Regions from separate parts of the Mus musculus genome. Here region 1 is linked to region 2. Evidence: chromatin loops called from intact Hi-C (ENCODE). Cell type or tissue: left cerebral cortex. All regions are shown on one strand. Links, peaks and the distances in the headings refer to the core of each region. The heading gives the core; the rest is flanking DNA.

Region 1 (15,230 bases), core at 4,866-12,865, 220 kb before region 2:
AAACACTATTCTTCAGCGCAGTGTGCCGAGCACTGCTTGTTTTGTGCATGACCTCAGCCTTGCCATCAGCCAGCACTGCAGAAGGTGGTGTTACTTGGTCTGGGTTGCCTTCAGTCTCACACATAGGGTTGGTTACATAAGCAGAGTAACAATGGGAATTTTTATAGTGTAAGCAGTGCTGCACTTGGTCTGAAGTCATGGGAACCATCGCCAGTCTGTCACGTGAGCTCTGCTGGCGTGAGGCCTCACACTCCCCAGCGTGTTGGGAGCATTTTGAGAAGGTAGCTGGACATGTAAGGACTCAGTCCCAAGCCCGGGAATGCCTGGGATCAGGAGGCCTCATTGGTCACACTCTACAGAAATGCATCTCCAGGCATTCGCTTGAACATCTGCTGTCCTGCACAGCCTGGGGTCTGCTCTGAGCAGCAGTTCATACCCTGGCAAGCTGCACTGCAGAGGGCTCCTGCTCACGGGAAACCAAACCCAGCCGAGTCCGATGTCAGCCTGCAGCCTCTGAGTACGGAGCAGCAGTGCTGACTGACTGATGGTGCAGTTGTCTCCCTCTGCTCTGGGACATCTCTCCAAGGGTCAGAACTGGCCCCTGTCCTGTGGCAGCCTCAAGCTACGTTCCCTGTGTTGTCTCTGTCATTTTTCATATTATTCTTTCTAGTGAATAATTACCACATTTTAGTTATTTATTTAGCTTATTTTTTTTTTAATTCCTAAATTCAGGTTTGGGAGATGGTTTTGTTGGTAAAATCTTTGCCTTACAAGTGTGGGGACATGAGTTGGCACCTCCAGCACCTATATAAAAGCCAGGTACAACAACACAGATCTGTAAGCCACCACTGACAGACGAAGGCCCCAAAACTCTGGCCAGCCAGTCTAGCTGAATGAGTACACTGCAGGGTTAGTAAGAGACCTGCTGCAAATCTCTAGAGAGGAACTGACAAGACATTCAGAATTGACCTGTAATCTACACACGTGCATACAGCACATACAAGGCCTCACATTGATGTTTTCATATGCGTATACATGCATGCATGCATACATACATACATTTAGAAACACATACACACATGGCATGCACACACTCGTAGTAGAACATGGAGAGGCTGTCACTGCAGATGTGACCTCTCCATCCCTGGCAGTTGTCTTACTGACAGAGGGCAAGCTGCCTGGGGTCAGTGCCCTCCGCCAGCTCTGGCACTCTTGCAGGGCATCTTTCAGTTCACCGAGTGTACTTTCAAACTCCAGCCCCTAAGCATAGGGTTGGAAAAAAGGGAGCATTTTAACTAGGGCCATTTTTTTTAAATAAGGCAACTTCATTGTGGGAAATTTTTCCAAGAAGTAATAGACATTGCAGGCTCAGAGACTACTGCTGTTTTCTGCCAGAATTGCCTTCCTCCGTTTTAGAGAAATTTCGAAGCTTTGTTTCTTGCATCAGTAAAGGAGAAGAACCAGGCATTGCTTCCAAAAGAAACACGGAGAAAATCAAGGTTGTTCAACGATTATGTTTTAGTCTGTGGTGTCATAGGAAGATCTTACATGCAATAACGTACAAGGAAGAATCATGTTTGAGTTGGAAAGGGATAGCCTGATGGAGATTTTAATATTAACGATGCCAGTACTCTTTTTTTTTGTTTTGTTTTGTTTTTGTTTTTTTGAGACAGGGTTTCTCTGTGTAGCCCTGGCTGTCCTGGAACTCACTTTGTAGACCAGGCTGGCCTTGAACTCAGAAATCCGCCTGCCTCTGCCTCCCGAGTGCTGGGATTAAAGGCATGCGCCACCACGCCCGGCTGCCAGTACTCTTTAAACAGAATTTTAGCTCAGTTCCTGCTGTGCTGTGTTGCTACAGGAGGATGTGGGGTGTTTTTACCTCCTGTGAGAGTGTTCCTCACAGAGATCCAGTTCTCCTCTCTGACTCCTCTGTGTCTCTGTACAACCACTGTTGTGTTAACTCTGGCCCCTTAACAGCCGTGGGTGATAGAAGAGACAGTAAGAGTGGAGGTGATTATATTTCCTTCTGCAGAGTCTGACTGTGCACCCTACTATCCTAGCTTTGAATGTGTGCTCCTTTAGCCTAAACCTTCCAATTGCTGGGATTGCCTTGGGGTGCCACACAGTCGGCTGATTGCTTTGCAAGTCTTGAATTCCGGCCAGTGCAGGAGATTGTTCTTCTGTCTGCTGGAGGGGCCTCCAAAGCACTAGGTAAGCACTCCATGCCGGGCTATAGGGCTTTACCTCCAAGGTTGCGACTGGGCCACACTAAGTTGCCCAGTCTAACCTGGCAGCCCAGGCAGGCCTTAAAGTTGTGATCCTCCTGCCTTAGCCTCCCAAATAACTGGAATCACATGCCTATGCCACAAGGCTTAGCTTTCTTCTCTCTCTCTCTCTTTCTCTCTCTCCCCTTTTTCTTTCTTTCTTTTTTAAATAGCCTTCTTTGTGATTCCACTAGAACACAAATACACTAAGCCTAATACTAAACACTAAGTAGCCTACCTTATGTTTTGTTTTGAGACAAGTCTTCCTGTGGAGCCCAGACTAGCCTCAAACTCTCCATTTTCCTACCTTGGCTTCCCAAGTACTAGAACTGTGGGTGTGGACCACCACACCCATTGCCTGCTTATCTATTTCTTATCTCCCTTCTGGGTCAGGAGGCTCTCATAAAAGAGATTGCTTTACTCACCTTGTGTCTCCTCTACCTTAAAGTTGTATCTATATTGGACCTTATTCTTGGTCCCCCCACTTCTTCCACTGACTTACCCTCAAAACTTTTACAGTGCTGCTAAGGATGTGTCTCTCCTGCCCCACTCCATTTCCTTTCTGTCCTCACTAGCTGGAGCTTGCAATGAGATTTCTAGGAAACCTTTAAGTCAGGTGCCTTTCTTCTCCACAGCCTTCCTCTCTTTCCCACCTTGTTTTCCTCAAAGGCATTTGGTCTTCCCTTCCCTCTCCCCGAGATCACCTCACCCTCAGAGAAAACACAGGGTGCGCCACAGGGAGGGCACTGTGAGCCATGAAACATCTCAAAGTCCACTGTGCAGACAGCTGGAGACTATGCCAGGTGCCTAGGTGACCTCACCTGTCCTGGGCAGGGCACTCACTCTACTGCACATGGGAAGGAGACAAGTCTGGCGCTGCTCCTGGAGTGGCTGGGTTGAAAGGCTACGAGAAAGTTATCATGTATGCTGGCTCCAGGATACAAAGCTAGTGGGAGCCAGTCCACTGTCCTGTCCGTGTTTTCATAACTGATAAGCAATGAGCATCCTGCTTAGGGTAATTACATTTGCTATTAAAATATTGCCTCAAAAGGTTTGTACTCTTGCATAAGTGAAGGCCTTCTCTTTTCTACCTAATATTCTTCCTGAATTATCTGTTCTTCCTCACTGATAGTGGAGCTGCACTCTCTTGTGTTTTCTTTTAGCTTTATTAGAAGACAGGTAATTTTTAGGAAATGCCAAACAAGAATGCAGTTATTTATTTCCCTGAACAGAGATAGATCAGTAACTGCCTGGGGAGGGTTACAGGGGTAGGAGTTATCAAATCCCACTATGCATCTGACAGCCTGGAAAGTATAAGGACAGCATATTCCCATTTTATACATAAGGAAGCTGAGTACCGTGTACTTAATGAATCAAGCCGTAGTTCAAGCCTGGGCCTAACTCCTAGCCTAACCTTGCCTTAGAAACCCTCAGGGTTAGAAAGGGCCTTCATAGTGCCAAAAGATAGGTGCAGCTCTTTGAGGATTCTAAACCTCTGGCCACTGATTGAATTCCCTTCCAAGGAGAGCTGATAGGATCTGACTGCAATCTCCCAGAGGACCTCAGAGCTCCTCTCCCTGCCTCTCTGACTCCACCTATGGCAATGTCACCAACCATGCTTCTCAAGGTGCGCAGCACCTTTTTAAACTAAAAGTCGCTCAACTACTTTTCTTTCCTTAACAAAAAAAAAAAAAAAGCTAGGTCCGGTTACCAAAATGACTCTTAAACTCTTCTCAAAGCTTCAGTACAAGGGAAATGGAACTATTAAAAGAACATTGCTCTATAATTGAGGAAATTTAATCAACTTGTTTGGAGGCATAAGCAGAGGAAGACTTTGAGCTGTGCTGAGCCACATGTTCTGAGACTACACAGTGCCCCACTCTGACGTGGCTGCAGGCAGAGCTGGCCTGAGCCATCTCTTCACAGTGGTGAACACGCCAGTTTCCCGTGCTTCCTTTCCCTTCCCATGAAACTCCCTACTATAGCAGTTGGGGGAGAACTTTGTCAGATGTTGCATCTTGGTCAATGTCTTAATATGTTGTTCTTTTTCTGTAATATTTGAGGTATAAATGCCTTTTTTTTTTGAAGGCAGAGTTTCACTATGTAGCCTTGGCTGGCTTGGAGTTTGAAGAAATACTAATTATTGCCAAGTGTAAAGGGACACACACTTGTGATCTCACTGCTTGGCAGGCTGAGGCAGGAGGGAATCAGAGACGAAGTTACACTTTATAATTCCTGTCTCAAAAATAACAGTAACAACAATAATAATGGGCCATTGAGGATATAGCTCAGTTGAGTAAATGCTTGCCTCACATTCAGAGACCCCTGGATTTGATTTGTGTAGATCCCAGGGACTGAATAGCCCAGGCACAGAGGTTCTGTTTGTCACCTCATGACCCGTGATTGAGGTTGGGTCATAGATGTATGTGCCATTATCCTGTGTTCTATGCCCTTAGGATATGTTTGAAGTTTTCCTTAGTACAAGGCTTTAAATATTGCTGTAATTCTAGAAGTCTAACTTGCATTGTCTGTGCTATATAATACCATTGTTCCAGAGAGCACAGGCCTTCCTTGCTCCACACATTAATGCAAAACAGTGGTCAGACTGAAGCACATTCAATAGTGAGGGAGGGGGAAGGAAATGGAGGTGTGTTTGGACTAAGGAGCTCTGATAGCTTCTTAGAATGATGGAGCCTATGACAACAACAGCCAGTTGTATTTTAGAGTCTCAATTACTGTTGGAAGGGTGGTATTACTGCTGATCATGTAAGAAATTTTCTTTAAACGTGTTATTTTTTTCAACATATCAAAACAACACAGATTAAACCCAGCTCCAAATCCTCGTTGGCACAATTTCTAAGAAGTTCAGTAGCAGTGGCTTCAGGTTCTTAGGTTGCTTATAAATAAAGCAGCAAGATTGCTGTGCTCCTTCCCAGCACTGTATGAGCCCATTTCCACATCCTCCTAACCTCCGCTGTGCTCCAAGCCCTGTGTCTGTGCGTGCAGTCGCAAAACGGAGCGCAGGCGCGGGCTTGCTATCACTGTAAACACAGCAAACAGCAGAGCTCAGTGACACATACAAATTCTACAGGTTGAGTGGAGCAGTGGGAGTGCACACCTTTAGTCCCAGGCAGAGGTGGGCAGATCTCTGAGTTCAAGGCCAGCCAGGGCTATAGAGAGCACCCCTGTGTGGGGAGGATGAGAAGGGGGGAGATTACATGATGAAATGATAACATTGTGGTTACAATGGAGTTCAAGTGACGCCTCCCCAGTAGCATGGAGTACAGGTGCACACCACTGTGTCTTGGTTGAAGTGTTTAAACAAATATTTATGAATTTCATTAGACTGGAGAGGTATAGCTCAGTTAGTAGACGGAGAACTTGCCTGGCCTACACTTGCTCTGAGCTCAATCCCCAGTACAGTATGAACCAGGAATAGTGGCCTGTCATCCCAGCACCTAGGAGGCAAAGACAGAAGGGTCGGAAGACCACACTCATCCCTTGCATAGCAAGTCTGATGCCAACCTGAGACCCAAAGATACTAATTTCACTTTTAAATATTTTTTATATGTTGTTGATAGAGAAGTTAAATATGTATTTCATAATTGTATTGATCTTGCTGCCTGAGAATTTAAGCAAACACTAACTTTAATTGCTTACTCCTTACTAGAATTCAGATTATTAAATGTGAGCTTGCATCAGGGGTGAGCAGCTCACACTGGACTGCATGCAGCTGAGAATAGCTATGAATATGACAGCTTATAACAGAATCACCAACGTACCTAAAATGTTTTAAGATTTTTTGTGTGTGTGTTTTGTTTTGCAATTTTTTCCAGTTAATACCATTGCCTGGTACTTGGGTATAAACGTTCTAACTTTTGATTACATCTGTCTCAGCATCAAAAGAGTGGATGAATCAGCTAGATGATTTGTAAGTTTTAAGTGATTCCTGCCCATGCACAAAGACAACCCCAAAGTTTTATTTCATGGCTCTCGTAGGGTATTAGCTAGGTTTGCTGCTGTCCAACTTAGTGCATTTCACTCGTGCTTTATTTTACATAGTAGCTAAGTCTCTGATGGTCCAACAACAGCAGCTTGCTTTCAGTCCAAACTGAAACTACTTTAATCTCTGGCGATTCTCTAGCTCTTCCTGTACCCCAAAGGATTATCATTCCTATTGGTCAGATCACGTAATAAATATAAACGTGAGCAATATCCGTTTATTTTATATGCACATCTAGAATTAGGACTCCTTACCAGAGCAGTGGAAGGATCTGAGCTGTGCTTATGTGACGCTGAGCAGCAGCTGTTCTCTTTCAACATGTCTGCTCGGATGTTCATGTGAATAAAAACAGAGGAACTGTGGTTTGTTTTCAAATTCCAGACTTCCATCTCTCAAAACTTCTGTCCTTCCACTCCTGACCCCTCAGAATCACTTGTCACTTAGCCATCCACAAGAATGCTGCTTAGGTTTCTTTGTGGGGGGTTGTTTTGTTTTTTCGTGAGCCCCTTATAAAAATACCTGAAGGCATTTGACAGTAGCCGAGTTCCTGCTCCGAAGCACATGCAGCCCCATAGCCTTGGGAACACTTGCTCTGCTAGCCCTTCTGAATCACACTGGAACTGGGCTAACTGGCAGTAGCAAATTGTGTTCTGTTTGGCTGATTGGTGTCCCTGCCTGCCTTCATTGTCAGCTCACAGCTGAGAATCTAAGGACAGGAGACAATAATTAATATTCCACAGGGAATTCAGGCCTGAGGCTAAAGCTCCAAATCTCTTAACTACAGGAAGGAAGGAAGGAAGGAAGGAAGGAAGGAAGGAAGGAAGGAAGGAAGGAAGGAAGGAAGGAGCGAGCGAGCTGCTGCGTGAGCAGAACTGTCTAGACTCGAGTAGAGCTGAAGCCCCTTTCCTCGCCCTCACCTCTCTCTCCCTTGTGTCTGGGGATCTGGAGGATTGCTGGGCCCGTGAGTTATTAGGCATGATGTTTTCTTTTATTAGGTTGGAATGAAATACAGAAACCTAATCCTGAAGCCTGGGGGGTCCCTGGACGGCATGGACATGCTCCAGAATTTCTTGCAACGTGAGCCAAACCAGAAAGCATTCCTGATGAGTCGAGGCCTGAATGCTTCGTAAAGCAGGGACGCTGGGGGCTGTCCGTGGCTGGAGGACAAGCCAACACCGTCCGCCATGTGGTGCCGGCCTGGAGACTGAAGGCAGTTTTACAAAGGAAAACTTAGATTTCTATTCATTTGCTTTTGTTTCTTCATTTTAAAAATTATACAGATGTAAATGGAATTATAAATACTGTGACCTAAGAAAAGACCCACTAAAAATAATTGTACTATAAAGTTTCATAAAAACAGATTTGATTTCTTTTGATAAAAGTTTCATATGACTGTAATTTGATTTTTTTACTGTTATAATCCAGATAATATAATGTAAGAGGGCTAAGACATTTTAAATTGAATCACATACATGATATAATTTGATCTTTCTTATATCTTGAAGTTTTATACTTGAGATTCCTGGACTGATAAGTGAATCAGCATGTTCTCTCTGGTAAATATTTTCTCAGAGCCCTGTGTCAACCTTGACCCTCTGCCTCACAACTAAGTGACAGTTTGCCTGTGTGTGTCAAGGCCCGCAGGATACACTTCAATGCTGTTTGTCTTTTGTAGTGAGCTTTGTGATTCTCGGCTTCTGTCACACTTACTTACATAGCTCCACTTAGATTTGGGGTTCTTTCCCTTCTAAAATTTAATTTCTAAAGTTAATATTATTATTTAGATAATATTTTTAAATTTTGTTTCAACTGGCCTAGTATATAAGTTTTGTGTCTTGCACTAGAAGCTCAAATGTCAAGTCTTCGGTTGCAGTCACAGTGAGAGAAGCAGAGAACTTAGGCATCTTTTGGGTTCTCGACTTTTAGTATTTGCTATGTATTTGTTTCTGCTTGTTTTGCTTATATATATATATTTTTTTTATTTTGTTTGCTTGAGGCACCATCTCACCATGGAGCCAGATTCGCCTGGAACTCATGGTAATTCCCCTGCTTCGGCCTCCCAAGCCTTAGGGGCGCAGGTGTGAGCTGCCTCACTCAGCTCAGTTCTCACGTTTCTAATAAGACTCTGACCTTGCCTCCCTGAAAGTGGTAGGTCGGCCCTGTAGTCACAGTGTGTTGAAGTGCCAGGGGGAGAGATGACATCCACTGGAACTTAGCTTTGAAAACTCCAGAAAAGAGTGCGTTGGAGCAGAGCGTTTGCGAACAGCTGCTCCCAAGTGTTCCGTGGGCAACCGAGCTGTGGGAAAAGGCTGTCCAGCAGGCTGTTTCATATGGCGACTGTTAAGTGAACCTCCAGATCTCCAACTCCTTTTATTGGGACCTAAGTTTCCAGCTCAGAGTAGTGAGCTCACAGCATTATTTTAGCCTTGGGAGTCTACTCCAAACGGAAGCCAAGTAGGATAGAGAGGAGAAAATGTAAATGAGCTGTGATCGGACTTTCCACAGGGCTTTGAGTTGTTTCTCCACACATACCTGAGGAATGACTTTCCTGGCAGGAAACGAAATTAGAGCCTGTCTGTTCTTTAGACCCGGTGGACTTTGTGTTCAATAAAATATTATGTCGTGTAATAAAGTTATACAGAGTACCAAGAGCTGGTACACAGCAGGGAAGCCCTTTGTTTATGTAGTTTGATTTGATTTTTACAAGGCTGGGCATCAAACCTCCGGCTTCTTCACCCATGCTAGCAAGTGCTATGCTCTCCCAGCTGCTTTTATGGTGGTGGTAGAAACCTCTGGAAGCGTCTCACATCTGTCCCCACCCCCATTTTTGTTTCCTACTTTCAGACAAAAAAAAGGAGAAAAAGAAAGAAAAAAAAAAACTCTCTTCAGCTTTTTCTATTATTGCCCGGTTTGTCTCCTTCAAAAATAACTTCATCATAAATCTTACTTTACTTGGAAAAGCTAATAGCCAGTGTGTAAAAGACTGACTGCACACAATAAAGTGACATCATTGTCCGTGAGAATGAGCTCACAGTACTTTTGTCTTTTAATGTTAAAGGCACAGCGAATCAGCCGCGCAACCACCCCTCGTGTTGTGTTTATAGGTGGATGCCACCACCCTCTGCTTGGGCTTCTATTTGGTTGGATATTCCTGCATGTTCCATTTCCTCATAAGGAACAGGTTTGGTACCCCTGTTCCGCTGTGCTCGTCCTCTGTTCTCAAGCTTTCCACCGGCGATTTTCAGATACCCAGAGGCAGCTCTAAAGTGTTCTTCCCAAGGTACAATGTCTGCAGCGTTTGTCATCAGAGAAGCTGGATACCTAAGAAAGTTTTATAGAAAGTGCTCACTGTGCCCATCAAGGTACTTGGTGTCTCTGTTGACATACCTTTGTGCTTGAGAGATAGGACTGGATAACTTTGGCTAAGTGGATTCCTAGCTATTGAATAAAGAGGGGGAATAGCAAGTCCTTTGGCTAAAAGCAAGAAAATCCACTAAAAAATACTAACATATAAATAACAGCTGGAATAGTTATATATGAACATGTTATTAAAATTGAAAGATTCCTCTACTAAGACAAACATAAAACAAAATTAATCAAGTCCCATTGTCAGGTAGAGGCAAAACCTCACTGTGATGATGTGACTTGGCAACCAAAAGTCTTGGTGACCTTCTAGCCAAATATCAGTAGCAGTTCACTGTTTAGCACATATAGGGAGGGGCCTGTGGGAAGCACAAAGCCTTTGAAGAGGGAACTGGAAGATGTTTGTATCCAGATCGAAAGTCCCTCTGGATCCCAATATGGTTAGCTCCCATAAGGAATGGGCTACTATGACCCATCCTAAGAACTACATTTTCAGCAGGCTTGTATTAATTAGCATCACAAGTGTTTGAGAAACCAACAATATGGTGATGACTTTGGAAATAGCCCTCAAGAGGAAAGTTCGTCTGGAGAGTGAATTCTCAAGTGAATTCTCACTGTTTCAAATACTTACACACTATGGGAGAGCTGATGTCATGGCTAACGGTGTTGGAGCTTAAAGGTACAATTAGAAAATAGAAGACTTCAGTATGAGGAACAGCTCCTAACTGTTGACTGAGACGCTTTCTGCTGCTGTTTGTGAGGGTTCATAAAGAACCTGTGTCCTCCATGGGTGTTACAGACATTTCCTCCACAGGTAAGCTTTGAGGTTTCTTTCTGTAGTGGTCAGGGAGACATAACTTGGGTGACAGGTTCGTGTTCTGCATCTTAGGGCACTGAGAACCGGGGATATGGGTTACTGGATAAAATACCTGCTGGGCAAACGTGAACCCCTTCATCTACAGAAAAGCCAGGTATGGCAAGAGATGCTACTACTGTGCCAATCCCAGTGCTAGGGGGATAGCAAACAAGCCAGCTCCATGGCCAGCCTAGACAAATCCGCGAGTCCCAGTGTAGAGGACCAGTCTCAAAACATAAGAGGAAGATAACCAGTATCAGTCTCTGGCCTCTAACATGTACTTTGGCACACACAAATGCACATGAATGTGCACACACAAATAGAAAAGGCGTTGACATAGTGTAGCTTCCCTTATGCTACAACCAGACCGGTTATAGTTCGTGTCATAGTTATCTGTAGTTAGCCTGCATAACTTCAATTGGAGCTTCTCAGGCTTCCCTGGAATCTGATGTCATAGTTGACATCGATAGTCAAGTTGATTCAAGAACCCCTAGTAGATTAACCTCTAGTTGTGTCTACAAAAAAAATTTCCAGGATGGATTAAGAGAGGAAAGACCTATGTTCAGCAGCCTTGGAGTCCACGTGTAATAAAATGGAAGAGGGAAACCTGAAGAGCAGGCCTCTGCGCCCTGATGTCCACAGTGTGAGTCGCTCTGTCTCATCACACCCTCCCTTTCTCATTAGATTAGGTCTTCTGAAATCATTGCCCCTCCCCCCAACTCCTAATCCCTTCTTTGAACTTTCCTGCATTTGCTCACAGCAGTGAGAAAGTCTGTTGTTTGGAATGAAGGATGGAAGACTTAACAGTTGACTGTGGCCAAAATAGAGGCGAAAGCTCTTCAACACAAATAAAAGTTAACTTTTCTTCCCTTAGTGTGTTTCTACTCGCCCCATACTGACTCCACACGCAGCTGTCTCATGGCACATTGCACCCATTGGTCTAGCCCTCCTCTACACTGGGATCCTGGCTGCTCCTGCTCACGGCCCTCCAGTCTTCAGCTATCAGTGAAGAGCTAGCAAGTATTCGTTGGTAAACGTTCACTCTTAAATTACCTTTTGCATTTTCTACAGCAACTGAAATGTATAAGTGCATCCTACTGTGTAGAATTCAGTGGAATACACGCTTGAGGTCCTAGGTTTAATCCACAGCACCAATTAATTGATTATATTATAAAAAGAAATAACTTTATAGCTAATAGAGGTACCTTTGTACACAAGAAGGCCTTTTTCAGAGGTAGTGAGTTTCTAGGGTATGAGGGAGATGAAAGAAAGCTTTCATAGAAGAAAAAAATTATAGAAATTCTAAAGTAAAACAAAACAGTCAAAAGGAATGAGGGTAGGAGAGGCCTCATTGGGAGGATTATCAGCAGGATTGGAGGGTATGAAAGGGTAGTGAGTTGAAAATAGCCAAATATATGTGTGGTGGTTTGACCGAGAATGGCCCCCAAAGGCTCCTATGTTTGCCTGCTTAGTAATTAGGGAGTGGCACTGTTTGAGAAGGATTAGGAGGTGTGGTCTTGCTGGAGCAGTTGTGGCCTTGTTGGAGGACTGTATCACTGGGAATGGGCCGTGAGGCTTCAAAAGCTCCTGCCAAGCCCAGTCCTCTCTTCCCTTTCTACCAGGGGATCAGAATTCTCAGCTCCTTATCCAGCACCATGTATGCCTCTGTACCTCCATGCTCCATGACAGAATGATAATGGACTAAGCCTCCAAAACTGTAAGCAAGTCCCTGGTTAAACAAACATTTCTCTTTATAAGAGTTGCCTTGGTCATAGTGTCTCTGAACAGCAATAAGACAGTGAGTAGGACAATATATGTACATAAAGTTGTCAAAGGAAGCAAAACTTTAAAATGGGTCTAGAGGTTTTCCTCTCTGTGCTGTGTATTCTAAAGGTAGGACTTTTCCTCTGTGTTGGGGATTGAACCTAGAGCTTCACATCTTAGTTGGAGTTACCATTGCTTTGATAAAACACCATGAAAAGCAACTTGAAGAAGAAAGGGTCTGTTTGGCTTACACTTCCACATCACTGATCATCAAAAGAAGTTAGAATAGGATCTCAAGCAGGGCCAGAACCTGAAGGCAGGAGCTGATGCAGAGGCCATGGAGGGATGCTGCTTACTGGCTTGTTCCTCATGGCCTGCTCAGCTTGCTTGCTTATGGAACCCAGGACCACCAGCCCAGGAGTGGCCCCACCCACAGTGGGCTGAGCCCTCCCACATCAATCACTTGTTAAGAAAATGCCTGACAGGGTTGTCAGCTTTATATAATGTAACAGCTTTATGTTATGAAGGCATTTTCTCAATTGAGGTCCCCATGTTTTAAAAGATGATCCTGTGTCAAGTTGCACATTTCACTTATGCCAGACCAACAAGTACCCTATCGCCAAAGTGCATCCCAACCCCTAAACCTCACAAGTTCTTAACCGAGAATCTCTGATTTGCTGGATGAATAAGGCAGAGGGGGAGGATATCCCATGATTGCCCTGGAATTATGAACAGTATTTACATGCATGGGAAAATCTCTAGTCAGAAAAAAAAAAAAAAAAACCTACTGTTTTAGACAACTTGTTTTGAACTTCTGTTTTTTAAGCCAGAGACTATACAATACCCAATACACACTGGCCCTAGAACTGATGAAAAATGAAAATGGCCACCCTAAATCCTCACACTGTGGTAGAGAAGGCAAATAAGTTCATAATGTGTTCAAATAAATGATAGTACAAACATATATATTGCACATCTTTCTCTGTTGTTTTTTTTTCCACCTAACCCTAGTTTATTCCACAATCCTGTCATTATGCCATAGAATTTCAAATGGTTACCATGCCATCTGCCACCACTGGCTTTTCTAACAAAATGATTGTTTGCCTCCCCTCTTTTCCATGGTTCATGGTTCATGGTTTTCCATGCTGGTTAGACAAAGGGCTCACAAATGTTCATTGAAAACATTTTGCGATCACAGTGTTCTAAATCAGAGGGACAATACAGGGTCTTCCCTGACCTCGGGGGTGTTAAATACCCCAAGACCACTGAAGCCAGAAAAGAGGTAGTTAGGACAAGCAGTTGTTTAGAGGTTGTTCAGAATTAGTCATGATTCCTTAATCCTTGCTCCCGTCAATGTTAGTAATTTCCATTGCTGTAAGAGTCAAAGGAAAAGCACGCCAGTGCTTCAGCTCCTCGTTGCCTAGGACCTGTGACTTCCTTTATGCAAATAGAGCCTTATTAAGCAGGTCAGCGACCACTTACAGAAGCTCAACAGTTTCACAGCTCGTGGCAATGATAAAGACCAGACCTTAAATGTATAGCCCATTTCCTTCTGTTTCCTTAAACTGGAATTTCATGGAGTGCCTTGGTTTTGTCTTTCAGCTGTGTTCTTGTTTCCTTTAAGCAATAATTTAAACCTTGGAAACGGTTTACATACATCACAACTTGGAAAAGATTTGCATAGATCACAACCAAAATGTGTTTAAAGGGGCGATGTGAAGAGTGAGTTTCCCTCCCGCCCTTGTCTCTCACCTGTCTAGTTCTCCCCCAAGGTGAATGTATTACTAGTAGTCTTCACATCCTTCTAGAGATGCTTTACACACACACGAGACTATGCCCTGGCCCCACACTCCAAGGCCGTACCTATCCACATCTTTCATTAATAGTGCTCAGTATTTAGAGATCTGCTTTTCAAGCAATGGCTGCCTAGTATTCCGTGTGTGTGTGTGTGTGTGTGTGTGTGTGTGTGTGTGTGTGGTGATGTAGTCATCTCTCTACTGATGAATATTTACATCGTCTCTTCTCTGTTGGCTTTTTGTTTTGCTTTGCTTTCAGTATTGAGGAGGATCAACTCTGAGGCCTCTCAAGCGGTCGGCAAATGCCTTCCAACCAAGCAATTTTCCTCACTGACCCTGTTTCTAGTCTCTGGGCATTTTATATAACGTTGTCAAGGTTATTTTCAGGGAAGCATTGTTTTCCACATCTGCCAGTTTATCTGGTCGATAAATTCTAAAGAATGTAATCCTGGCTCAAAGGATAGCTGTATTTCAAATATTGGCAGGTATTGTCAAATAGGAGCCATATGTCCTGGTAGTATTTATTACAGTTGTTTAACACTGAGAAGGTAAAAATAAGTAAGGAAAAGTGATGGTTGGCAAATAAAGGCCCCGTCCAGTGTGATACCCTTTATATTGCTTCTTCTTCTGTTGGGTGACAAGGAAGATCACTCTTTCAGAGAGTGGTGGGAGTGGTTGCAGGCAGGCATGTTCTCTCTGTGTTAATGACCGGGTAGGTCCAAGAAGGAATGTCAGACTTCATCCCAGAACAAAGCCAACATCCGTGCCTTTGTGTCCAGGACAAAGTGGAAAAAAGCAAAAGATACATTTTGTCATCTTTGTCCCCAGTCAGACGCCCTTCTGTGGTCTTAAACATGGAATGACTGACACGTAGTGACACACAGCATGATCATTGTTCTCAGCGTCACATGGCTCACTCAGCCTCGGCTTCCATTCTAAAATCTTCAGCCACACACACTGTTCGATTCTGCTTTATTCAGTTAGGGTCCCAGTTAGCCTGGGAATTTCCAGCTGGGATCAGGTGCCATGAAAGACCTTCCCACAACTGTACCTACTGTGCCCTTCCTTCTGTAGAGTCCTGTCACTGCTCTGGAGGCCCTGGGACCTGAGACAGTGGAGCCTAAGACTGAGGAGGACATCAGCAGAACTTCTGACAGTTTATATTCTGAGGACTAAGGGGAGTC
Region 2 (15,230 bases), core at 3,122-11,121:
CTGCTGCATCCTCCACTTGGGTTGGTTCTGCGCACTGTGTGCATACAGCTCTCCCTGGCAGACATCCCACATCTCTGGCACTTCCAACATTCTAGAGTTCTCAGTGAAATCCAGGGTTCGCTTTATACCTTTACACAATGGCCTGTCTGAGCCTCTACTCAAGGACTTCCCTGCCACAAACCTGGCCTCGGCAGCTTGGGTTTAAGACTGTTTTGCTCGTTTGTGCATTCTCTTGAGCAAATTAGTGAGTGGCCTCAACTTCAGAAAGATTATTCTTCCGTATAAAAATGGGAAGCCCAGAGGCTGGAGTGCCAGGCCTAGCTTTAGTGACTTAGAAGGCTGCCACAGCACAAGGGTGACCCGCACCAGCTAGGATATGGAGCTGGGAGTTTGGGAAAAGGAGATCTGTAGCCAGGATAGTCGTGTAAGTTGTACACAGTGATGAGGAGCGATCAGGAGTGGGGGGTGGCATTGTACATTGAAATCAGGAATAAGAAATTGCTATTGGGCTTACTTAGTTTGGAACATTTAGATGTGTTGACTAGGTGTCTAGGGATGAGAGGAAGAAAAGAGCAGAAATAACAATTCACCTGAGTTCAAAGGTCATGTTGTGACCTGGATACCAAAAGATAGTGCTCACCATGTTATGGGGTCTGCTTAGATCCAACGTAACTCAAACACCGGGTCAGTGCAGATGACATAACTAATCAAGCCGCTATCTGAAGGGAAGTTGTTTAAAGGAGGAAACCATGAAGTGAGAGGGAGCGGGGGAGCTGTAGCATGGTCTAATCACATTTTGACATAAGGGGTTGAAAAAGGGAGTGTGTGCCAGTCACGGTAGGAGTTGGTTCCTAGGCCTGGGAACATGAACTTAGGTTGACCCTGCCAGCAAGACAGAGAAGTTGTACATGAGATAGCTGGACTCAGACAACTGTCTCCTTGCAACTGAAGCTGTTTAGCTATTGGAAAAGCCCCAGCTTCCCTAGGGCCTGGGACCCTGTGATTAAATGGAGTCTGAAAACAAAATGGCAGTACTTAGAACAAGTTTCTTTTGCTTGTTCCCAACAACCATGCATTTTCTGAACTCAGAACTTCCCCATTTCTTGAAATTTAAAATATATGCTGGGCAATGGTGGCACACACCTTTAATCCCAGTGCTCAGAGGCAGAGGCAAGCAGATCTTTGCAGATCTTTGCCAGTATGGTCTATAGGTCAAGTTCCAGACAGCCAGGGCCATTAAACAGAGAAGCTCTGGCTCAAAAAAAAAAAAAAAAAAAAAAAAAAAAAAACCAATAAATTTATACTGGCTGAGCTTAATACACTTAATAGGATTATATTTACAATCCTAGCATTTGAGAAATTGAGGCAGGAAGATCCAAGGCCAGTCTGGACTACATAATGAGACTGCCTCAAAAAGCCAAATTTAAAACAAATTGCTCTTACTGTTATTCGTACCCTGTTTAGTCGCAGAAAGAATGGTTTTGGAAACTCTTTCTGTGTGTGCTTGGGTGCACTGGATGTACATTAAGTTCTCAGTGTTCTCTGAAGGACTCTTTGCTCCCCTGTGATGGGCTTTTGCCTCTGTAGACAAGGGGAAAGGAGAGCCGGGGAGACCAAGGGAGAGAAAAGAGAAGAGAGGAGAGGTCATAGCAGACACACACCGAGGTTCTACTGTCCAGGCCATTGCAAGGATGGTTAGAACATAAAAGGGGAGTAATAATCAGGAGAGAGGCAGGACAAAGACCTGTGCACGGTCACAAAGAGCCCCATGCTAACTTGCTTTCAAAACAAGATGTGTTACAGACCTGCGAAAGCACTCAGCTTCCACATTCAATGCAATTTGTGAATGAATGAGCACATTTTGCCTGTGCTCTTCAGGCAGCAGCACACTATCCTAGGCAACTGCCGAGTCTCACAACAGTGCTATGTCTAGGCAGGGACTTGTCAATTCACTGTCATCAGCAAATCAGAAGTGAATCCTAATCTGGCTGCATGGCCCACGGGGTTATACAGGAGCTGTTCTTGGCTTCTGAAACAGTAGTTAAGATGTCCCCTGACTGGCAGACTCAGGGTGGCGCTTCTTTAATTGCCTGAGGTATTTTAAGCACCATATGCTAGAGCACTAGGTAGCTGCTGCTGCCAACAGTCAGGCTTGCCTACTGGCTGCCAGGACTCCCATCTGCTCCCCATCCTCAGTTTCCTTGCATCTCAGTACCATGCTCATTATTTTTAGGAACAAAGACAGAAAGATCTCTGCTTTAAATATACTTTTAAATTTTATTTTAAAATAAGTTGTAGTTGTGTGTTTCCTGTAAATGCTTATTGATCAATGAAACATAGAATTTTTTTGCCACCCCTGGATGTTTGTGACACCCCTGGTACTATCCTGATTGATGTATGTAGCTATACACATTTTCTCCTTTACTCTCATTACTTGTACTATGTTTTGGATGTGTTGCTAATGAGCTAAGGATTTCATTTACAAAGCATTTATTTGTATTATAAAATACACTGGCAGGAGCCAAGAAGATAGCTCAGTTGATAGTTTCACCTTGTAAAAACAAGGACCTGAGTTTGATCCCCAGAAACCACGTTGAGGGGTGGGGTATGGTGGTGCATGCTTGTAATTCCAGTACTGGGAAAAACCAAAAACAAATAAATTAAAACAAGGACAATGAGAGACAGGCAGATCCCAGGGGCTCACTGGCCAGCCAGTCTAGCCTAGATGGTGAGCTGCAGGCTATGAGAGACCCTGTCTCAAAAGCAAATCCCAAAAGATAGACTGTGCCTAAGGAATAGGACCTGGGTTGTCCTGGACTCCATATTCACATGTACACTGGGAAAGTCAGTTTCTATTGAAACTCTTCAAAGAGGGAAGGGTTTCACTGAGTTAGTACACTAGGAAAATTGAGTACTAATTTATTATTGGACCTCAGTAATGACCGGACAGCTTTTAATTTAGCTCAGTATCAAAACTAATAAAAATTTCCTTCATTCGGAAAAACCTTAAAGAAGCTTCATAAAGTAGTCATATATTTAAAACTAGACAAATTTTAAACTCAGTGTTGTCTAGATTGTTTTAAGCTCTACTAAGTATAAAAGAGATAAGGTGAGATGTGGGTGTGGTCAATAAGCAATCTACCTTTGAATTACATAACTAGTCTAGAATATTAACTTTTGATTTGGTTATAACCAGAGAAAAACCAATAACAACAGATTTGTGTTGTCTCTAATCTTACAAAATTATTTTAGTTTTCAGTTCATGGTAGTATTGTATTTAAAACCTCCCAAACTGGTAACCTCACAACTAAATAATGATATGAGAATAATTAAGCCAGATCTTTGGTCTATTGCATGAAAATTCTAAATGAAAATTAGGGAAGAAAAAAGGCAATATGGGGCAACGTGAAAGAGAACAAGGTCAGTGGAAACATTCTGTTTGTTTAGTCTTTGTGTGTTATGCTGTGAAAAAGGACATGGTCAGCACTCTGTTTCTTTATTCTTTGTGTGTTGTGCTGTGTTTGTGTTGACAAAGGGTGTGGAGGTAACAGATACAAGGCACAGAATACCTGTGGAAGCCAATGGACAACCTTGGGTGTCAGCACTTCCCTCTACCTTGGGAAGACCCCCCTTTGCTGCTCAGTGCTGCATGCACATAGCTAGCCGGCCCTTGAGTGTCCCAGGACTCACTTGTTTCTGTCTCCCGGTTCACCAGAGGAGCTCTAGATGCATGTTTCTGAATCCAGCCTTTTGTGGGCTCTGGAGCTCCAAGCCTCGAGCCTCGTGCTAACAGAGCAAGCGCTTTACACACAGAGGAGCCTCAGCAGCCAGGAAACTGCATGCTATACAAGCATAGGTACACTGTGGTTCACTCACTCATTTTCTCTCTTCCTACCCCAACGCACAGGGTCGTCTCGTCTATCCAGACTAGTTTCAAAGTCATTCCAAGTGCTGGCATTACAGGTGGGCACCATTATGCCAGGTTCCAAAACTTTTCTAAACATCATCCTTTCTAATTTTAAGAATAAAGTAATCTTAAATCAGTCACTCTCTAAAATGATAGCAAATCTTTACCTACCAGCAACTGCCAGGGAAGTTGGTTTTTTTGTTGTTGTTGTTTGTTTGTTTGTTTGTTTTTAAGATACACACATTACACAGCATACTTAAGAACAGAGAACTGTCTATCTTTCCAACCTTCTACCATCTGGGTTGCAGGTATTGAGTTTAGATTGTCGAACAAGGCAGCAGGGACCTCTACCCACTGAGCTATCTTGCTGGCCCAGCAGAAAGGTTTAGATGCAGACACTGCATATAACCAAGTATGACTTTTAAAAAGCTTGAAGTGTCCGATTAGCACTCCTCCGAATTCGCTACACCTGAAAGTTATTTCCATACTAAATCAGTTCACTTGATTTTTGCCAGTCTTCTCTTTTTACTTTGTTGCAGGCGAGTCCAATATATCTATTTCAGCTCCAGTGTTTGCACAAACACCCTCTGATGTGTAAGGTGACCTTCAGTCTCTTACAGTCTAATTGGAAGCCTGAGGGGGCTTTGCCATATGTCACTGCAAAGCTGTTTCTCCCTTGTTTTCTACGAGATCCAGAGCCTAGATCTGATAGTTAAGAGTAAAAAAATGCTGTGGGGGGTGGGGGGATTTCTAAACAGAAAAAGGTAATTTAGTTTGATTTAATCATGTTTCCACAGGAATCTATAGCACAGCCAAACACTAAACTATGGACTGAACTCTAAAAAGGCTTAAGTTAACAGCTTGTGTGTCAGGGTAAAATGTGGCACTCTTCTGTCTCTTGATAGTGAGATCAGTATGTGTGCAAGATACTATGGCCTTCACAGGTACAGTGGGAACAAGGAGTCTGCTTTCATCTCACTTAATGTCAATAAGAGAGAAAGTGCAACCACTTCCTGGAGAATAAATATGAAGACATTTTTGGAAGTTTTCTAACCTTTCAGTGTGGTAGGTGATTTTCAAGTGTAACAAACATTTCTTTAACAAGATATTTTCCAACAGATGTCCTGAAACGGGTTAAGTCGTGATCATAAAGGGGGGAATTTCTAAATGGTGAGCTTGGGATCAGAGAGTTAACTTACTCTGCTCATGTGTCCTGAAAGGGTTAATTAATTCTAAGCTGGAGTGTGTCTTTGAGAAAGGTTTAGCTCCTTGAGGACAGTGTTTCTGGGGCTGAAGAGATGGCTCAGGAGTTTGAGAGGGCTTGCTGCTCTTGTGCAGGACCCAGGTTTGATTGCTAGCACCTGCACAGTGGCCCACAACTGCTTGTAAGTCCAGTTCTCGGTAGGTAAATAATACTTTGGTTTAAGTATCCAAGTGGCACTCATTCACACATGTGTGAATTAACAAAAGCTTGAGAAGGATGCTGCTCTCTAGCCTGCCACCTTCTGTAAGAGTTAGAGAAATTATGGCAGGGTCTTTGTCCGTACTGTACAGGATGGTAGCTGGCAGCCTCATGTGACAGCCGAACATTAGAATGTGGCTAGTATGAGAAACCATATTTTAAAATTGCATTTGATATGAGTTAATTTAAATAGTCACATGTGGCTAGTGGTGCCTATATAATATGGTACAGATCTCCTGAACAGAAAGTTCTCCCAAAGGCTGAACCTGACTGGAAAAATGCTATATGGTGATTTGGATGAGAATGGCTCTCAAAGGCTCAATTATTTGAATGTTTAGTCCCGGTTGGTGGAACTATTTGGGAAGGATTCAGAGGTGTGGCTTATTGGAGGAGGTAGTAGGGTTGCTGGAGGTGGGCTTTGAGGTTTCAAAAGTCCATTCTGGTCCCAGTTAGTTCTCTCTTTCTGCCTAGTGGTTAATGTCTCAAGATGTGAGCTCACAGCTACTGCTCTGGTGCCACGTCTGCCTGCCTTCTGCCATGCTCCCCACTATGATGGTCATGGACTCACCCTCTGAAACTCTAAGCAAGCCTCAATGAAATGCTTCCTTCTGTAGGTCCCCTTGGTTATGGCATCTGTTCACCACAATAGAAGAGGAGCTGAAACATGCCGTGTGTCTCTTCTAAACAGGGTTTGAGGATGTAGCTTGGTACTTTGTTATATTTAAATCGGCTTGTGGCCAACTCGACCATCCAACCTACAAATATTTATCAGTAATTATACGGTTTTCACTGTGCTAGAAACTAGAGAGACAGAAAATGAACAAGTCTGTCTCCCAAGCAACTTACATTCTAGTTAGTGAGGAAAGGCTAGTAAGTAAATGCCGTAGAGATGAAGGGGGGGGGGGGTTTCTCAGATGGCCGGAAAGAAAAAGATCCTGAGGAGTTTCTCAATGATACACGGGTACCAGGGCTCAGCAACAATGAATAGGCATTTCTACATAAAGAAATAATGGATTAAATTATGCACTCCTCCTAATTTACATATCCGACTCCTAATCTCCATTATGTCACAGTGAGACCTTATCTGGAAATAGTCATTGAACATGTAATTGGTTGAGGCTCATACATGGGAGAAATTTAGAAACATGCACAAACATATGCATGTACATACATACACACATACACACACATAAACATGTATGTGCACACACAGGTCAGAGAAGAAGTGAGGTTGTGGATGCTGGAACATTTCCTTCTGTGGTGTCTTTATAGGCATCGTGGTCTAACTGCACTTTGCTCTTAGACTCCATACTCCAGAACTGTGAGACAGCGAAATTCTGTTGTTTAAACTGGTTGATTCATAGAGCTGTGTTACAAAGCTGAGCAACCTGAGAAACCTGATAGAGCAGCCCAGACCAGTGCTAGAAAAGTAAGGCAAAAATGCAAAGAAGATGTTCAGGCTGGAGAGATGGCTCAGTGGTTAAGAGCACTGACTGCTCTTCCAAAGGTCCTGAATTCAAATCCCAGCAACCACATATTGGCTCACAACCATTCGTAATGAGATCTGTTCTGGAGTATCTGAAGACAGCATACAGTGTATGTACATATAATAATAAATAAATCTAAAAAAAAAAAAAAAAAGATGTTCACTGAAGTTTCATTTTATAATTTCTACCTTGGGAAACTCCAAGAAGGAAAATGAAGTGAGCCTTAGCCTGAGTATGAAAAATTACAAATGGTTCTCTAGCCTTAAACATCAAAAACTGAGGGGACTGGAGAGGTGGCTGCTCTTCCAGAGGTCCTGAGTTCAATTCCCAACAACCACATGGTGGCTCACAACCATCTGTAATGGGATATAATGCCCTCTTCTGGCATGCAGGTGTACATACAGATAGAGCACTCATACATAAAATAAATCTTTTTTTTTAATTAAAAATAAAATTTAAAAAGCTGTATTTTTAAGGTCAGACTGAAGCACTTCTGTTTAAAGGTCTTCATAGCCTACACTCCAGCATACAGCAGCATACACAGACATAATTAATGACAAACATTTATTTATAGGCCGATAGATAAGTTAGGTACAGGCCAACTTAAACACAGAGGAAAATGCTCTGCTTTAAAATGTTCTGTTTAAATAAAAATTAATGCTGACTGGCTATCCCAAATCAATTAGATAAAACTTTTTTATTTACTAAACTTGTCTCCTAGAATGAAATATTTAAGGCAGGAATAGCTTCCCTAATTCCATGCATAGTCATAGGAGAAAATAGGAGAGGTACATTATTTCTCATGTGTCAGCTTTGGGGGAGAGAGTCCTGAGCAGAAGCTGGGATAGGAGTCACACTTGGAACAGTGTTCCTCATGGTAGGATGGCAGGCCAACCTCATCCCCTAGTTATTACCATGGTGGAAGAGATTAGGGCCTGAGCAACCAAGTCAGCGTCTAATAAGCGCCAATGACATGGTGATTCCTGAAAGCTGTATTCTTACCAAAAAAGACTTGCCATCCCCAGGTAGCCTTCTCTATAGAAATGAGGAATATTAAACTTTTCCTTTGTTCCAGGTGCTAATTGACTCCTAGGAATGAGTTATGAGAAATGAGCTTTGGATAGTGTCAATTCTTACATGGTTTTAGGCAGGGTTCTCTAGAGGAACAAACTGATAGCATCGATGTCCATGTACTGAAGGGGCATTTAGTACTTTGGTATATAGGATACAGTCTGGGTAGTCTAACAGTGGCTGTCTTCACACTGAGTATGTGGTAGCTGCTCATCACCAGGGACGCCTCAGCAAACCCTGTCTGGCTCTGAAGGCCTAGCTAATTTCTGGGGAGTCGTGGGTCCTCAGAGCATTTAGAAGGTGGACAGCAACAGCAGTGGAGGCAGCCACTGGCACACGAGCAACAGAGGTGAACTCAAGAGCAAGATGCAAAGGTAAGAAGACCAGAAAAACAGAACAAAAGCAAAAACTTCTCCATTGAACCTCCTGTTATCTAGACTGCTGGAAGGTGCCACCCATGTTCAGGGTGAGTCTTCCCCTTCAGCAACAATATTACCCATCATACTTATGTAGCAAACATCACTGGACAACAAACATGACAAATATTATGGCAAACTGGAGTAGCAAGCAGCCTGGCAGGCCTGCAGCTTAGCATGGCCTGCAGATGAGGGTTGAAGGAATGCATATAACTGGGAAACTGTCAAGAGCAAAAGCTGAAGCCTTCAGTGAGGATCGGGAAAGGATAATAGATTTCTTTGGGGGTGCTTTAAAGTTATGTTAATAACTTGGGACATCTAGAGGAGGTGACTGGGGGTGAATAGCTCTTCAAATCCAGCTTAGGGTGCAGGTCTGGGTCAAAAGCACTGATTGTTGGATGTTTGTATAAATGCCAAAATTAAAGACAAATAGGATCAGGTAAAAAGGAAAGCAAAAAGTGGCCAACACAAGGATAGAGATAGAAAGGAAAGAAGGAAAAGGAAGAAGGAGAGGAAAGGGCGTGGAAGAAGGAGTGAAAGTGGCAAGAAGACTCTGAGAACAGAAAACTAGGGAAAGACAGTTAAAGTTGCCAGTCCTGAAGAATGAGCATGTCTGACAGGAGGAGGGGGGCATCGGGGACATTCCTTCTGTGACACAATGGGAGCTGAAATACAATGTAAAGGAAGAATGGAAAGCAGGGTCCAAATACTGCAAATATCAGGGACTATGAAGAAATTGAAAGTGGTCTATTACAAACATTGGAGAAGTCGATGCACAACATCAAATATGATAAATGCTTATCTAAGACCCATCCCTCCGTCCTCTCTGTCCTGGGGAGACACATACACACACAGGAAATGGCAATTAACAACTTTAAAAAAAAAGCAGGAACCATGAATCAGAGAGAAAATGGGGCTCATATTGCATTTGAGTAAACGCTTATCTCAAAGGCTGAGACTTCAGGACTAAGGCATGGCTTCCATATCCACATTTAGGACATCAACAGCTCTGAGGGAGGAAAAGTAAGAAGAAATTCACAGATAAGTCATCATAGTGAAACTTCAAAACAACTGAAGCTAAAGATTAAAAAGTCTTAAAACTAGCATTTTAAAAAGTTGCCTTCAGCTGGGCGTGGTGGCGCACACCTTTAATCCCAGCACTCGGGAGGCAGAGGCAGGCGGATTTCTGAGTTCGAGGCCAGCCTGGTCTACAGAGTGAGTTCCAGGACAGCCAGGGCTATACAGAGAAACCCTGTCACAAAAAAAAAAAAAAACAAAAACAAAAACAAAACAAACAAATAAACAAAAAAGTTGCCTTCAGGGGATCAGAGGTGAGGAGGACACAACATCTGTCCCCAACACCGGGAGTAACTGGGACCGGTGGGACCCAGGCATGCAGGAACTCTGCCAGACCAGTGACACAGGTTCCTTCAAGTCTGTCTAGGCCGGCACCCTGAGCAGACCCTGGGCACAAACTCTGCAGCCAGCCCCCACAACACCCAGAGGCAGCTCCACACCCAGGCACTGTAACTCGCCCAGGATCAGAGGATCACAGGATCACAGGAGCTTGGTCACAACAGGATCTCAAGGTCCCAAAGGCAGCTTGACTCCCAGGAGCTCAGACACACCCAGGATCCCAGGATCACAGAATCACAGAATCACAGAGACAGCTTGACTTGGAGGAGTTCTGACACAACCAGGATCACAGGAAGGACAGGCTCCAGTCAGACAAAGCCAGGGCAGGTAGCACTACAGATAACCAGATGGTGGGAGGCAAGCTTAAGAACAGAAGCAACAGAAACCAAGGTTACTTGGCATCATCAGAACCCAATTCTACCACCATAGCAAGTCCTGTATACCCCAACACACTAGAAAAGCAAGATTCAGGTCTAAAATCACTTCTCATGATGATGATAGAGGACATTAAGAAGGACATAACTCCCTTAAAGAAATACAGGTGAACAGCTAGAAGCCCTTTAAAAAGAAACACAAAAATCCCTTAAAGAGTTACAGGAAAACACAATCAAACAGTCAAAGGAGAGGAACAAAACCATTAAGGATCTAAAAATGGAAATAGAAACAATAAAGAAATCACAAAAAGAGACAACCCCGGAGTTAGAAAACCTAGGAAAGAGATCAGGAGTTATAGATGCAAGCAGCACCAACAGAACACAAGAGATAGAAGAGAGAATCTCCGGTGCAGAAGATACCACAGAAAACATTAACACAACAGTGAAAGAAATGCAAAAAGCAAAGAGCTCCTAACCCAAAACATCCAGGAAATCCAGGACACAATGAGAAGATCAAACCTAAGGATAATAGGAGTAGAAGAGATTGAAGATTCCCAACTTAAAGGGCCAGTAAATATCTTCAACAAAATTATAGAAGAAAACTTCCCTAATCTAAAGAAAGAGATGCCCATGAACATACAATAAGCCTACAGAACTCCAAATAGACTGGACCAGAAAAGAAATTCCTCCATCACATAATAATCAAAACACCAAATGCACTAAACAAAGAATTTTAAAAGCAGTAAGGGAAAAGGGTCAAGTAACATATAAAGGCAAGCCTATTAGAATTACACCAGACTTCTCACCTCTGAGAGACTATGAAAGCTAGAAGATCCTGGGCAGATGTCATACAGACTCTAAGAGAATACAAATGCCAGCCCAGGCTACTATATCCAACAAAACTCTCAATTACCATAGACGGAGAAAACAAGATGTTCCATGACAAAACCAAATTTATACAATATCTTTCCACAAATCCAGCCCTACAAAGGATAATAGATGGAAAACACCAACACAAGGAGTGAAACTACACCCTAGAAGAAGCAAGAAAGTAATCTTTCAACAAACCCACACAAATATAATTCCACCTCTAACAAGAAAATTAACAGGAAATAACTTAATATCTCTTAGTATAAAAATTAATATTACCAACTTATCCTAATCGATTGAAATTCAAAAATATGAGGAATTAGAAATTTGTCGGCTGTCATCTCTCTAATTTGGTAATGGGAGAAATAGGTCCAATATTGTACAATCCATATATACTTTCTGCTTGTTTGTACATATCAGGGTCTTACTGTGTGCCACATAATGGTCTTGAAATCATGCTTCTCCTATCTCAGCCTCTCTATTAGTAGGATTGTTTATTTGATGTTTTCACACTATAGTATGGTTTTCAGAACAGCTTATATATTTCAAAATTATACAGCCAAAAGAAATGTAGACAATTAATTTGGGAGGTGGCTTGTAAGAGAACAGCAAAGAGTGAGACTGAAGGCTTTGCTTGTCATTTATAATTATTGTATCAATTTTGAAGAAGAGGACTTTATAAGTTACTCTTATTCTGAGATGAATGCTTTTCAAAATCATCACAGCCAATGAATGAACCAGAATCTTACCCTCACCTGAAGTCTGTGCCACCCTCCAACAAAACCATTTTTCATTGAAACAGTTGGTGAATGACTTCATGGATAGACCATCTTAATACACACACCATTTCTTAACTGAATGTAACCTGTTCCCTGTTGGCTGAGAATGATGACAATCACTCAAGTCAAATAGCTTTGACTGTAGCAGGAAATCTGTATCCAAAAATCGTGCCTACAATTCATTCCTTGGTGCAGCAGAACTGTCAACTCTTAGCTTATCTACTATGGAAGTAAAATCCTTTGGTGATGTGAGAGATATTCAAGTATAGCCTTATTACAATGAACTCCAATATCCAAAAACTGTTCTTATTTTGTGTTTGTACCAAAGTAAGCCAAGATTTTAAGCTCTATTAAAAACAAAAGAAGCAAACAAAAAGACTTTATCTATTTATGATCATTTAAAAAAAAACTAATAGTGATATATTATTCTAAAATATCAAAAAAAAGTTACCTTCAAAAAGCCAGGCAGCAGTGGTGCACGCCTTTAATCCCAGCACTTGGGAGGCAGAGGCAGGTGGATTTCTGAGTTTGAGACCACCCTGGTCTACAGAGTGAGTTCCAGGACAGCCAGAGCTATACAGAGAAACCCTGACTCAAAAAACCAAGAAAAAAAAAAGTTACCCTCAAAGCCATAGTTTGATATACAACTGCCTTAAAAAAAACAAAAAACAAACAAACAAAAAAAAACAAACAAAAAAAACCAACCCCATAGCAAGACTGACACAAAACAAATGAAAATAAAAACCTACAGAGCCACAAGAAACAAACAACTGCCACCATACACAACACAATAGGCAAGTCTCAAACACAGCGTAAGTGACCTCAACATGCTGTGTGCTCCTTGGTTTCTGTGACATCTTAGAGAAGAGGGACCTGCAGAGACAGGGGCCAGAGGAGACACAGGAGTGGGGTTCACTGTGGATGGGTGCAAGGTAGAAGGTTTTGGGTGAAGGGGACACTTTGTGTGTTGGTTAGAATAGTAGCTCCATGAAACTTTGCATTTGTCAAGACTCTTTGATGCCTATTCTAAAGAAAGCAAAGGCATTATAAGAAAACTACTGACCAATATCATTGTTAATACAGATGCAAAAAAAAAAAAAAACCCTCTAGCAAAAATACTAGCAAATTGAATCCAAAAGCATAGTTAAAGGATAATCATGAATCAACCTTGTATTCCTAGAGAACTATTATGATTAATCTAGAAAAAATCATTTGACAAACCCCAACACTATTGTACGGTTTCTGTGTATCATCTCTCTGTTATTTTATAGGTGCAGAGTTATCCGTCTGGCACTATGTAACAAGTCCTGACCAGCTGTGGCAATCAGGTGCTTAGCTCCAGAAGTGAGCCGGATTCCCTTAGGATTCAACTTCCTGCTTCACCTGGTCAGTGAAAACCATTTTTCCACTTGGACGAGATTCTGACTGGGGAGAACTCAGTTCCGGTTTCACAGATGGCGGCTTCACTCCATTGGCTCCCCAGCCATGCACATACACCAAATGTTTGGTCCTGCCGCTCTGAGCTCGATTGCCATGGTAACACCACACTATCAGATTACCTCATTATGATTTAAATGAACTAAGGTCTGTATGACTAATTGATCTATCTCACCCATCCCTGCCTTGGGCCATACATGCCAGCAACCCTTTATTGATTTCAGGAACAAAGATGTTTCCGTTCTAACCTTTAGTCTGACTATTGGCTCACTGCCTTTCAACATTGGTGACCTTACAGAAGATACCTTCTGTATATAAAGCATTCTAAGAAGACTTTCCAATCTGGGGAGAGACCCATGGAGAACTAGGACCACTCAGCAATAGGTTAAAACCACAACCAATACCAGTCCTTCCTTGCTGACAATCACAAGATATGTGCCAGTGTTTTTAAAGAAAAAGAGTAAAATAAACAACAAAAGGCAGAATGGATGGCATTGAAAACTCAAAGTTGTATCTTCAAAGGTATTTAAAGCCTGTGTGTTCATAAAGAACAGAGCGGTGGAGCGCTGCTTGCTTCTTGCCCTGGATTCAGGCTTGATCCACGCAAAGACCTTGGCCTTCGCTTTCTGTCAGTGAGTTGCTGCTCTTAGCTGTCTGTACTTCTATTTTAGACTCAGTATATGTTTATGAGATATCAAGAACTACTTGCCGTGGTTTGGATATGGGTGAAAGGTGTGCCTCAAAAGACCAAGCAAGTTCTAGAAGCTTGGTCTCCAGTGTATTAATGCGGAGGTGGTAGAAGTCCTAATTAAGACTAATTAATTAGGCCATGGGCATGCATGTCTCCAAAGGAACTAGTGTTCGTCTTGAGAAGTGGGTGAAGTCACACAAGAGTGAGTTGGTGTAAGGTAAGCTGGCTGACGTGAGTTTCTCTCTCGATTTCCATCTTCTCTTTTGACACGTGTTCCAGCGCTAGCGTGAGGCCTTGGTCAGAGCTGACCCGGCACCATTCTCTCGGCCTGGCAAAACCATGAGCTAAACAAATCTCTTTTCTCTATAAAGTACACCATAGTAGTATGTAAGTGATAGCAACATAAAACAGAGGCATTATTGATGTTACTTTCAAAGAGAGAGGAATTCTACACGTGATGCTGGTGCTTATAAAATCAGTGGGAAAGGGTTGGCGAGATGGCTTAATGGTTAAGAGCACTGGCTGCTTCTCCAGAGGACCCAGGTTCAAGTCCCAGCAACTAATGACAGCTTAAGACTATCTGAAATTCCCATCTCAGGGAATCTGACACCCTCTTCTGGCTTCTGAGAGTACCAGGCCTACATTTGGTGCACAAACATGCACACAAGGAAAACAACCCTACATGGAAAATAAAATTTTAAAAATATTCAAAAATCAGTGTAAGATGAGATAGTATCAGATATCAAGGTACATCTATTGGAATGTCTCTCAAAACACTATTTTTTAAAAACACTAACCTATTTGAAGAAGTTTTATTTCTGTCACAACTGGTTGTGAGCAGTTAGATTTGGAAATTGCTGCCGTAGGTTATGGCTCTGGAAATATATTGTCTTATCTGTGAGTCAGTATGGGATCTGCCACGAGCACTGTTACAAACTGGTTATTTGCATATTTATATGCTTCTATACACATACAGTCATAGATCTGCTTATATATACATATGTGTACACTGCAATTATAATTAGGGATCGGAATCTGCTACAGAATATTTTCAGAGTCATTCTGTATCTGTCGTATGGACGCTAACTACAACAGGTGCTCTGTGCCCTATTTCCTAGCAACCTGGAAGCCTAGTGCTTGAGGTCGTTCATGCAACTGCAACACAAACGGTCCTGCGGCTCCACAGTGTGCCGTTAAGAGCAGCAGTGGAAAGATACGGAAACTGGGGCATCTTCACTGCCACCTTCCAAATCTGACGCAGCCCCTTCTCTGGGTCCTCTTCTTTCTTTTCTGTTTTCTCTGTATTGGGATTTGAAGCAA

The links. Hi-C counts contacts between places; a loop is a spot of excess contacts. Peaks named below come from ENCODE experiments on the same cell type or tissue, not always from the same donor. Only the 100,000 strongest peaks of a DNase experiment are listed, where the experiment ranks them.
Region 1: a loop joins it to region 2, with 1.9 times the contacts of the local background. A loop is called at or near these places in 2 of 42 quality-filtered maps.

Annotation. Positions count from the first base shown.
Region 1 is chr13:104,017,113-104,032,342 of GRCm38, reverse strand. It overlaps Nln (neurolysin (metallopeptidase M3 family)), which reads left to right. Exons shown (of 13, transcript NM_029447.2): 13 at 7,263-8,904. The coding sequence ends at 7,397. Among named protein-coding and RNA genes, the nearest start is that of Gm30967, 13 kb to the left of the region's middle. In left cerebral cortex, for the core only: no CTCF peak of the experiment used is centred there; DNase peaks (open chromatin) are centred at 6,573, 6,895 and 8,580; H3K27ac peaks cover 1,576 bases.
Region 2 is chr13:103,793,234-103,808,463 of GRCm38, reverse strand. No RefSeq gene overlaps it. Among named protein-coding and RNA genes, the nearest start is that of Gm52054, 26 kb to the right of the region's middle. In left cerebral cortex, for the core only: a CTCF peak has its summit at 7,228 (motif pointing left); no DNase peak of the experiment used is centred there.